Linked DNA regions of Homo sapiens: region 1 is linked to region 2. Evidence: chromatin loops called from intact Hi-C (ENCODE). Cell type or tissue: PC-3. All regions are shown on one strand. Links, peaks and the distances in the headings refer to the core of each region. The heading gives the core; the rest is flanking DNA.

The links. Peaks named below come from ENCODE experiments on the same cell type or tissue, not always from the same donor. Only the 100,000 strongest peaks of a DNase experiment are listed, where the experiment ranks them.
Region 1: a loop joins it to region 2, with 2.8 times the contacts of the local background. A loop is called at or near these places in 2 of 110 quality-filtered maps.

The regions. Positions count from the first base shown.
Region 1 is chr12:113,783,703-113,789,070 of GRCh38, forward strand. No RefSeq gene overlaps it. Among named protein-coding and RNA genes, the nearest start is that of LINC01234, 13 kb to the left of the region's middle. RefSeq lists an enhancer at 819-1,355. In PC-3, for the core only: a CTCF peak has its summit at 2,683 (motif pointing right); DNase peaks (open chromatin) are centred at 3,239 and 4,719; H3K4me3 peaks cover 347 bases; H3K27ac peaks cover 1,841 bases.
Region 2 is chr12:113,459,941-113,465,308 of GRCh38, forward strand. LHX5 (LIM homeobox 5) reads right to left here. Exons shown (of 5, transcript NM_022363.3): 5 at 2,093-3,617. The coding sequence ends at 3,250. Among named protein-coding and RNA genes, the nearest start is that of LHX5, 9.2 kb to the right of the region's middle. In PC-3, for the core only: CTCF peaks have their summits at 1,911 and 2,598 (motif pointing right); a DNase peak (open chromatin) is centred at 2,611; H3K4me3 peaks cover 1,494 bases; H3K27me3 peaks cover 2,341 bases.

The DNA.
Region 1 (5,368 bases), core at 240-5,239, 320 kb after region 2:
CTGCTCCACAGGTCAACATACTAAGTCTTATTATTTCTAAAAAAAAAATCTCTATTTTATTTTTCTGATTTAAAATTTCAAACATTACAAGAAAAGGTTTAGCAAGTAAAGGTCCATCTTTTTTCTCAACCCTTTTAGGATAACCACTGCTAATGGGTTGGTATCTGTTTTGCCAGACTTTCCCATGCAAACATCATGATTATAAAAAGGTACACACACATGCATATGCACACGCACGTGCACACACACACACACACACACGATTCACTGAGTTCCTCACTCAGCACTGCCATTTTCTGTGTGACCTTACGCAGGTTGCTGAACCTCTCTGAATCTGCTTCCTCATCTGTAAAACAGAAACAGTTATAGATTGTAGGTTGTAGGGAAAACTGAATAAATTAACACGTGTAATGTGCTTAGAACAGTGCTGAGTACATAGAAAGGATAGAGGAAGAGCACTGGAATACACTCTTCCCAGACCCAGCACTTTAATCAGCCTAGCCTCTCTTTGTTTTACATATTGTGAATTGTTTAGGAAAATAGGTTTTCCTGCTTAACACAGCACACACACACACACATACACACACATTAGTTGTAAAGCTGCTAGCACTGGGGCTGAGCAAGGCTGTGGTTAGCAGACTAAGCTGGTGTACTCCCACTGTGTGACCTTGGATGAGTGACTTTACCTATCTGGGTCCCAGTTTTGCCATCTATAAAATGGGAATAATAATAGCATGGAGGGCTCTTGTGAGGAGTAACTTAGGTAAAGTGTGTAAAATAGACAGCAGTGCCTGACATACCATAAAGATTGCCCCCAAATAGTAGCTGTTGTTGTTATGAATTAGCTATGAACATGACTTTGCATTGAATGGATTAGAGGGGGTGTGTACTTATTCAGGGCCTAGAAGCAACTATGACCTCCCTCTTTCCCAACCCCTACTGTCACTTTGGGGTCAGAGATGGGCCTCATAGGGTTAGTGAAACCTCTGGAATTATGCGCATGCACACCGCTTTTGCATCCACTAAAAACCGTTTTCTTCTCAGGCAAAGATCTTTCTCTTTCATCAGATACTCAAAGTGGTCATTAACCCAAGAGAGTTAAGAACCCCTGAGGCTTAACACAGGCTCTCTGCTTCCTGCAAAGATCTGCTTTTCTGCTAAGGAGAAGCCAGAGTTTGAATCTCTAAGCAGTGTTCTGAGGACTCTTGATGGTCCCAGAAATCCTTCCAGGGAACCTGGGGGCCTCTCCCTTTCCCACCTCATATTTTTGTACAACTAGATTTTCTTCATATGCCTCAAGCAAAACAACAGGTCGCAAAAGTGGGTTTAAGAATCCAGGTGTTTCTGGGAGCGGTGGCTCATGCCTGTAACCTGAACACTTCGGGAGGCCGAGACAGGTGGATCACTTCAGCTCAGGAGTTCAAGACCAGCCTGGGCAACACGGTAAGAACTTGTCTCTACTAAAAATACAAAAAATTAGCCAGGTGTGGTGGCGTGTGCCTGTGGTCCCAGCTACTCAGAAGGCTGTAGTGGGAGGATCACTTGAGCCTGGGGGCGGAGGTTGCAGTGAGTAAGCTGAGATCATGCCACTGCACTCCAACCTGGGTGACAGAGTGAGATCCTGTCTCCAAAAAAAAAAAAAAGAAAGAAAAAGAAAAAGAAGAAAAAGAACCCAGGTGTTTTCTATTAAGTCAGACATTTGCAAAAATGTAGAACAATGCCACTCTGCAACCTCCGCCTCCTGGGTTCAAGCAATTCTCCTGCCTCAGCCTCCTGAGTAGCTGAGATTATAGGTGCGCACCACCACGTCTGGCTAATTTTTTGTATTTTTAGTAGAGATGGGGTTTCACCACGTTGGCCAGGATGGTCTCAAACTCCTAACCTCAGGTAATCTGCCCACCTCGGCCTCCCAAAGTGCTGGGATTACAGGTGTGAGCCACCGTGCCTGGCCCTCCTCATTAAATTTTTATTTTTAGAAAATTATTTGCTTTCTATAAATATGTTATATGTTAGTATATAATGACTTTATAATTATTATTTTAAAAATTAAGCCTTTTAAATGTCTCAGTTTTAATTTCTAAAACAGTAAATATGGATACACATAGCTTACATAAATAAAAGCTCTTTGAGATCCTCAATATTTTATGAGTGTAAAAGTGTCCTGAAACCCCAAAAGTTTGAGAACTGCTGTTCTTTGGAAACCTACCTGGTTGTGATAGAAGGAGCTGTGACACATCCAGCTCTAACCCAGGGCTTTGGCTATGGGGCATTCTGGGAGATGTGGTAGGCAAGGCAGGCTAGTGGCAGAAAAAGGGGTGGATTAAGGATCAGGCCAGCTGAACAGTAGCCAGAAACAGCCACCCGTAAGGGTCATAAAATCAGCAATGGATGTGTAATAATATGGAGAAAATAGTGTTTTGTCCAATTCCTCTCAGGAGAGTCTTGTATGAGGCTGTTACAGGGATAAGTAGTGAGATCCCCAAGAGGCTTTCTCAAGTAACAGTGATGATTGCTAAACTGCCCTGTAAGGACTGTGTACCTAGTAACTAACTGCAAGGCCATTCTTTGCTGAAGAGGTTATGCAAGTTTGGGTCCAGAACGGAATTGCTGCAGTTCCTGGAGGAGAGGCTGAACTTTGCCACCAGAGGACACTCTTTCTCGCCATCTCCCCTAGAAGCTCTCTGCTACCCCTTAAAACAGTGCAGAGCAAATACCTTTACTGGCTTTTACTTGAAGGGGCAGCAAGTTATTGGTTATACTGGGCAGAAAATGTGGGCTGATTGTAAAGAAGGAGCAAATGGAGAAGCAGGTGAAATCAGCAAAGAGGCAAATCAGGACTCCTGGGCAGGAAAGGGCTCCCTTATTCATCAAGAGTGAGTTTGTGGATCACTCTGTAAGACTCAAGACCCAAGGTGAAAACATGAACTCTCCCGTTAGGAAATGATGCTTGCTGAGAAATATCCTCAGGGGCCACAAGTAAGGTGAAAATCCCAAATCTGCTCGGAAAGGAGGCTGGAGATAGGAAAGGAGTTTCCTTGACCAACTAGCATGGATCATTTAATATGGAATGCTTTATCTTTAAGAAATAGATTCAAAAAATTCAAACCCAAGGCTGACTCACACAGAACCTGGCTGTCTTTGCAGGTTGGAGGTGAATAATCAAGATACCTGTCTGCCTTGTTAAAGAGGCTAAAATTCTTCTCCTTCCCTTCTGTCCCTAGTTTTCCCTGAACAAGCAGTGCAGTTACTGCCCACCTGAGGAAGTTCTGAATGCTCTTAAAAATGTTCTGGAATGCAGCTGTGAAGCCAGAGGTATTTCTTTCACAGATAAGCTCCGGGGCAGTTAGCCACAAGAGGGGCAAGTCATGCCAGGCTCTGCCAATGGGAAGGGCACAGGTTTTGGGATTGGGGGAGCTGTGGATGACTCCCAACTCTCAAATCTTACTTCTAGAACATCCCAGAACATTCCTGTGGTATGTTCTTGGTTCTGTCACTGAATCTCCATCAGCCAGGGTTCTGGGAGGGATGAAATGCTAATTGAGGGGGAGTTAAAGGAACAAATGTGTGGATGAGGTTAAGAGACATCAGAAAGGGGAGTGAAGCTACTTGGGACTGGCAGCAGTGAGGAGCCATTACACCTTGTTCCTATAAGGCAAGGTGAAGCAGAAGCTACTAGTGGTCCCCAGGGAGCTCATGATTTATTAATAGGGTCAATTTCACCCCGAAAAGGGGCAAAAATTGATTATTGGGAGGTGAAACAAATCTTACTCTGTATGTAGAAAGCAGAAATATACATACAGCACATAAACAGCAACACAGTATATCTGCAGTATTGTAATTTCATGGGGAGGATGAGTGATTAGAAAAAAGTCTAGAAAGTCTTCTTAGAGGGATGATCATTTTTAAAAAGCTTGGCTGAGTGTAGTGGCTCACACTTGTAATCCCAGCACTTTGGGAGACTGAGGCAGGCAGATTGCTTGAGCCCAGGAGTTTGAGACCAGCTGGGAAACAGGGAAACCCCCATCTCTGCAAAAAATAGAAAAATTAGCTGGGTGTGATGTCGCATGCCTGTGGTCTCAGCTACTCAGGAGGCTGAGGTGGGAGGATCACCGGAGCCCAGGAGGTCAAGGCTGCAGTGAGCTGTGATTGTGCCACTGTACTCCAGCCTGGGCAACAGAGTGAGACCCTGTGAAAGAAAGAAAGAAAGAAAGGAAAAGAAAGAAAGAAAGAGAAGGAAAGAAAGAAAGGAAGAGAGAGAAAGAGAAAGAAAGGAGAGAGAAAGAAGGAGAGAAAGAAATACAGAAAGAGAAAGAAAGAAGAAAGAAAGAAAGAGAGAGAAAGGAAGGAAGGAATGGGAAAGAAAGGAAGGAAGGAGGGAGAAAGAAGGAAAGAAAGAGAAAGAAAAAAGAGAAAAAAGAGAAAGAGGAGAAAGAAGGAAAGAAATACAGAAAGAGAAAGAAAGAAGAGAGAAAGGAGAAAGAAAGAAGAAAGAAAGAAAGAGAAAGAAAGGAAGGAAGGGGAAAGAAAGAAAGAGAGAAAGAAAGAAGAAAGAGAGAAATAAGGAAAGAAAGAAATACAGAAAGAGAAAGAAAGAAACAAAAAGAAAAAGAAAAGGAAAGAAAGGAAGGAAGGAAAGGAAAGGAAGGAAGGAAAGAAGGCCAGCCTCAGCCTCCCAAAGTGCTGGGATTACACGTGTGAGTCACCACGCCAGGCAAGGCATGGATGTTTTCCAAAAACTCCCTAGGGGATCTTGATATTTATCTAGGTCCGGTCTGAATCATATGATATGCTTTATAACTATTATCTACCCATACATGTGTACATTTCTATCCTTCCTATGTTTTTTAAACTGAGGTATAAATTAGATAATGTACACATGTTGATGAATTTTGATCTAGGTATACACTGTGTACCTATCACCCAGATTAAAATATAGAACGTTTCTCTTCCCCAAAGGTCATTGCTATCCTGTTACCACCTTCAGTTTTGCACGTTCTTGAACTTCAGGCCAGTGCTGCTGTGGATGCCAGTGGTTTCTTTTTCACTGCTGAGCTGTATTCTGTTGTGTGGATATACCACAATTTTATTATCCATCCTCTGTTGACAGGGTTGTTTCCAGTCTTTCACTACTGCAAATAATGCTGCTATGGACATTTGTATATAGATCCTTTGTCTATATTCTTATTTTAATGACATTTTATTCCTTTCTCCTTTCATGTTATACTCCATGTCCAATTTTCTTTTTTTTTTCACATCTGCAACATATTTATTTTTCAAAGGAATGGATTTTGAGAGAAAATAACATGGGGCAGAGATATGGAACAGAAAATAAATACAAGGCCCGGTGTGGTGCTCATGCCTGTAATCC
Region 2 (5,368 bases), core at 364-5,363:
CTCCTCCCCCTAGCTTCGCTTCCCCCATATTGCTCTGGTGCAAGTTCTAAGTGAGCCCTTCTGTAAAGTTCACACATGCCCAGAAAGCATTCAGGGACCCGCCAGAGATGAGGTCCACCTTGCAAATTCTCTCTTGGCCTCTAAAATCCGTTACAGTTAGGGCACCATAGAGAAGTAGAAACACAACCCAATACATGGGTTTGAATCTCAGCTTTGCCACTTCCCAGCTGTGTGACTTTGGGCCAGTCCCTCAACCTCTCTGAGTACCCTGAGGGGGCCAATAATACCTACCCTGATACACGTCCAAGGATTCAGCTGCAAGGATATTCTGATGTGGTTTAAAGTGGTGAAACGTTGGAAACAAACCCAAATATCCAATAATAGACTTGGTTAAAAATAAAACAAAAACCATAAAAGGATGGCTCAGCCATTGAAGAGAACTTTAAGCAGTGACTACACAGAATGACATAGCTCTGTCTATGAAGATCAGTTTATACATCTGGAAGCTATTGCTGAGTGAACCAGAGCAGATGACCACATATTGAGTATAGGGTATGATCTCTAGTTTCAAAATGAAAAAACAAAACAAAACAAAACAAACAAACAAAAAAACAAACAAAAAAACAAGAAAAGAAAAAAGAAGTCTGAAAGAAAATGCATCATCTAGATTTCCATAGTGCTTGAGATTCTGGGTGGTGACATTTTCTTCCTTTTGTTTATCTGAGATTTCTAAATTTTCCACAAGCAAGTAGCATTGGTCTGATAAAGATGAATGTGCAGTAAGGAAAGAAAAGAAAAAGGCAAGGCACATTGCATGATTCTTGTGAGGAACACATAAAGAAGAAGGGCAGAAGAGTGGGGCTCTGAGCGTGCGCCTGTCCCATGGCGGTCTGTTCCCCACCTTCCCCTGCTGCAGCTACAATGGGCCGCTTCACTCACCCCGAGCTTGGGTGAAAAGTGATCCCAATGCAGGACACTCTTCTATTTATTTTTACCTCCCTCTCCTGCTTTTCTTTTCTTTTTCTTTTATCCTTTCTTCCTTCCTTCCTTCCTTCCTTTCTTTTTCTTTTTTCCCTTCTTTCTTTTTCTCTTTCTTTCTCTTTCTTTCTTTCTTTCTTTCTTTCTTTCTTTCTTTCTTTCTTTCTTTCTTTCTTTCCTTTCTTTCTCTCTTTTTTTGAGACAGTCTTGCTCTGTCGTCCAGGCTGGAGTGCAGTAATGTAGTACCAGCTTACTGCAACCTCCGCTTCCCGGGTTCAGGCGATTCTCCTGCCTCAGCCTCCCAAGTATCTGGGATTACAGGTGCCTGCCACCATGCCTGGCTAATTTTTGTATTTTTAGTAGAGAGAGGGTTTCACCATGTTGGCCAGGCTGGTCTTGAACTCCTGATCTCAGGTGATCCACCCACCTCAGCTTCCCAAAGTGCTGGGATTACAGACATTCGAGTTGGAAGGGAATGTAGGAAGCACTCTCTCCAACCCCTGCTTTTGCAAGTAGGGAAACTGAGTCAAAGAAGGAGAGTGACTTGTTTTAGGTAGTGGCCTCAGGCCTCCTAAATCTCACTGGACACTCTTTCCCTCATGCCTTTACCTAAAGACAAGCATGCACTGCATAAGATTTGCAGAGCACAACAGCCTCACTTTGGGGAGGAGGCGCACTTCAGTCCTAACATAGCCTTGCAGATAACCAGCATCAGCTTACCAGCCTGCTCTTTTTTTGGGCCACCAGAAATTACATGGGGGAATAGTTAGGAGTGAAGTTCTAATTCTTTTGATGTGCTGGCAACAAACAAATCACACATTCATTCATTCATCAAACATTCTGAAGACCTACTATATGCTGGGCAGGCCTGTGTTAGAGCAGGGTATTACATAAAGCATGGGGAGATACGGTGCCTGGCACGTAGTAGCTGTCGAAAGAGGACAGTCACTTTCATGAACCTGGGAGTCACTAGAAGAGCTCCCCCTTTGGGTGAGCAGAGGTTTTTGCACCCATCAAGGGTTTAATGTCAGAGACCAGAACCAGGGAAAGGAATGGTTTCATTCTCTCTGAGTCGTTATCAAGGTAGGGACAAAAAAAGAAAACCACACAGCGCTGAGGGAAAAAAGATTTTTTTTTATTAATCTTTCTCTTTAAAAAAAGTTGATTTTTTTTGTTTTTGTTTTTTGTTTTTTTTAGGTAAACCTCTTTCTGCTTCCCCTCCGTCACTCTGCCCTACCTCCTCTTAAAAATATAAAAATGTCCAACCCCGGATAACTAGAGTACAATAAATAAACAGTAAACACAAAAACATACTTTATTTGTTTCTTCTTTATACAAAATAAGGAAACTAGAAGCGTTCAACTTCCAAAAAAGTATAATATTGTACATCCTGACGGCCCAGCCTCCAGGCCCTGGGCAGGGAGGGTGGTCTGTGGGTCTGAGCCCAGCAATCCTGGCGCCCCACCCAGGGGGAGAGCAGGATGTGTGCGTGTTCGAGTCCGGCCTGCTCCCTCGGGCTCAACATAAACGTCAAAGTAAGGAAGAGCGGGAGCTGGACCCGGCTGGCCACTTCCTGACCCACAGCCCTATTCCTAGAGAAGCTGACCTTGAGCCTCAAGATTGGCCACCAGGGAGCGCCAGCGTGCAGGTGGCTCGGTCTCCCTCTCGGTGGCTCCCGGTTCACGCGAGTTCCTCGCTCGCTCTCCGTCTTCTCCCTCTGGCTGACGCTGTCTCTCCATCTCCTCCTCATCTTGCCCCCTTTCCTCTCCCTCTCTTTCAATCTCTCTCCTTTTCTTATCATCTTTTTTTTTAAAGACGGGGAAAGCACAGCGAGAAATAAGATTACAAAATGCCACTCGGATTGCAGAGAGAGGGAAAAACACCGTCTCCGCCCCTTGGCCTCACCCTCTCTCAGTCCAAAGAGGTGGCGGTGGCTGGGTGGGTGGGTGGGGGCCCGGGGAAAGTCTAGAGCGTGCTCGAAATCTCTTGACCCTCCGGAGTATTGACTTTGGTCCCAAGAAATTGCTCGCGGTTGCTGGGAGAGTACTGGCGGTGGGCTGAGGCTCCTGGAGAGCCCGCGGGGTGGAGATGGGGGTCGGCCCCCCCTCGGCGCCCAGCCGAGGAGCAGCTGCCAGTTGAGTGCGGACCCGAGAGAGAACCCCCGAGGGACACCCACGTCTCCCACCGCGTCTGCGTCGGGCGTTTTGGTTTCAGGAGGCTGCTTCGGGGCGGGGCCCCCGGGGGCCGAGCGCGGGGGGCGGCCCGGCGGCCTTACCACACGGCGGCTTCGTTGAGCTCGGGGTTGGGATGCGACAGGGGTCCGCTGTAGCCGCTGGTGCCGCTCATTGGGAAGGGCGGGCTGGGCCCGCCGCTGAATACCTCGCCGGGCATGGGGTGCAGCGTGCCCGGCAGGCCTGGCTCGGGGCTCGGTGTGTCCGGGTGCGAGATCATGTCGGTGAACCTGGGGTTGTCCGCGGCGTGCGGGCCGGCGAGCGGCGGTTCCAGCGCTCCCAGCGGCGTCGAGCCGGGGCCAGAGGCCGCCAGGAAGCTGGAGTCGGCCGGGGACTGCGCCTGCGAAGGCGGGCCGTGCGCGAAGAAGTCGTAGTTGCTTCCCGGCGCGTAGTAGTCGCCTTGGTAGTCTGCGGAGGGGGAGCGGGAAGGAGACAGGGCGCGGTGAGAGAAGGCGAAGTAGGCGGGGGACCCGGGACCCGGGGAGGGGACCCGGGCGGGCGAGAGAGGGGAGCGCGCGACACCGACCCAAGGTTAGAGAGACCTGCGGAGGCCGGCGCCCCTTGAGACGGTGGACGTCGCAGGCTCACGGGGAGGGTTGGGGAGAGAGACAATGAGAGATCTCGAAAGGGCAAGAGACTCAGACTGCCAGAGACCACACACAGAGACGGGAGAGACTCCGAGACCGTGGGGGACACACGCGGCAAAAACTCGGAGACTTCAGTCACAGGTTCCCTGACACCTAGAGATGGAGAGAGACAGAGGCGGCCAGAGACGCAGAGACAGACAATGATTCCTAAGTGTCTTAGGGTCGGTGAGAGACACAGAGATGCGGGACAGCGAGAGACAGACGGAGAGATCGGCAGAGGGGCAGAGAGAAAGGCGGAAAAGAGACCCAGAGACGCGGAGTCCGCGGCTGAGACCCGAAAGCCCGAGACATCGGAGGGTCGCGGAGGAGTCGAGGAGACGCAGAGAGAGGAAAGACGGCCGCGGTTAGAGACACGCGTGGAAACCCCCGGGGGCGGCAGCGAGGGAGTCAGGAGTGAGCCCGAAGATGGAGAGAAGTCGATGCGCCCAGAGAACGCAAGACGGTGGATCAGAGATGAGTCCCAGGAACCTCCAGAGAAGCGGAGGCTGACAGGCCCGGGGAGAGGAACCGGGCAGGGACAAACCAGCGGACAGAGCAGAGCGCGAAATGGTTGAGACCGGGAAGCGACCTGGCCGGGGGAAACTGGATCCGGGCCGCGGCAGGAGCGACTGGTGGGTTGGGCCGGGCGGGGCGGCCTTGGCGCCCTAAACTCGGTCCCTGCGCCCTACCAACCCAGTCCAAGTCCTTCGCCTCGCCAAGTACGGCCGCCGCGTCGATCCCGGTGAGACCATTTGTACCGGCCTAGCCTAGCCTGAGAAAGAGAAAACTGAGCTCCAGCGACTTGGGAGAGGGGGAGGAGGACACGAAGATTCTCTGGGTCATGGCCAGAGCTCCGCGGGCTCCTTGGGGTAGAAGCTCGGTCCTCCAGCCTTGCCCCGGGTTGGTTTTGCCAGCACCCCCAGGTTCTGAAGCATCTGAGGACATTGAGATCTTTTGAGAAGCTGGTGATAGCTATGGGCTCTCTCTCAAGGAAAATGCAAGGATGAGAATTTTGCCCATAAATTCAGGAGGTGTAGGGACTCCGGATTGCAAACCCATTCTGCCTCAACAAATCTGTATCAACTCTCTGACCGCCCCACATAGCCCCTTTTCCAGAACCTTCGGGATATCCTGCCTTCCCCCACCAGGTGGGGCCCTGAAGGACTGACGTGGGGGACGTCACGAAAGGACCACCTTGTACCAGGCACCCGCTTTGTACGGCGGGAAAACCAGCGAGTCCAGAAGCCTGAGTCTCTTCTGCAAATCCACTCCCCCTGCTGAGTCCTGGGATCTCAGTCAAGGGGCGAATTCCTGATGCCCCCTGCCACCCTCTTCCCTCTCCAAACCCTGAAATCTGTCCAAATGGGGGGTGTCTGGAGGCGTGGCTTGGAGGCAGTTTAAGCAACAGCTAAAACGGTTGCCAATTACTTTTTAAAACCATTAATTTAATTCTCCCCGAAAGTGAAGGGGAAGATGGGGAGCGGCAAATTTGGAGCCCCAAAGGGACAGGGATGGGAGACGGCCGCGGCCCGC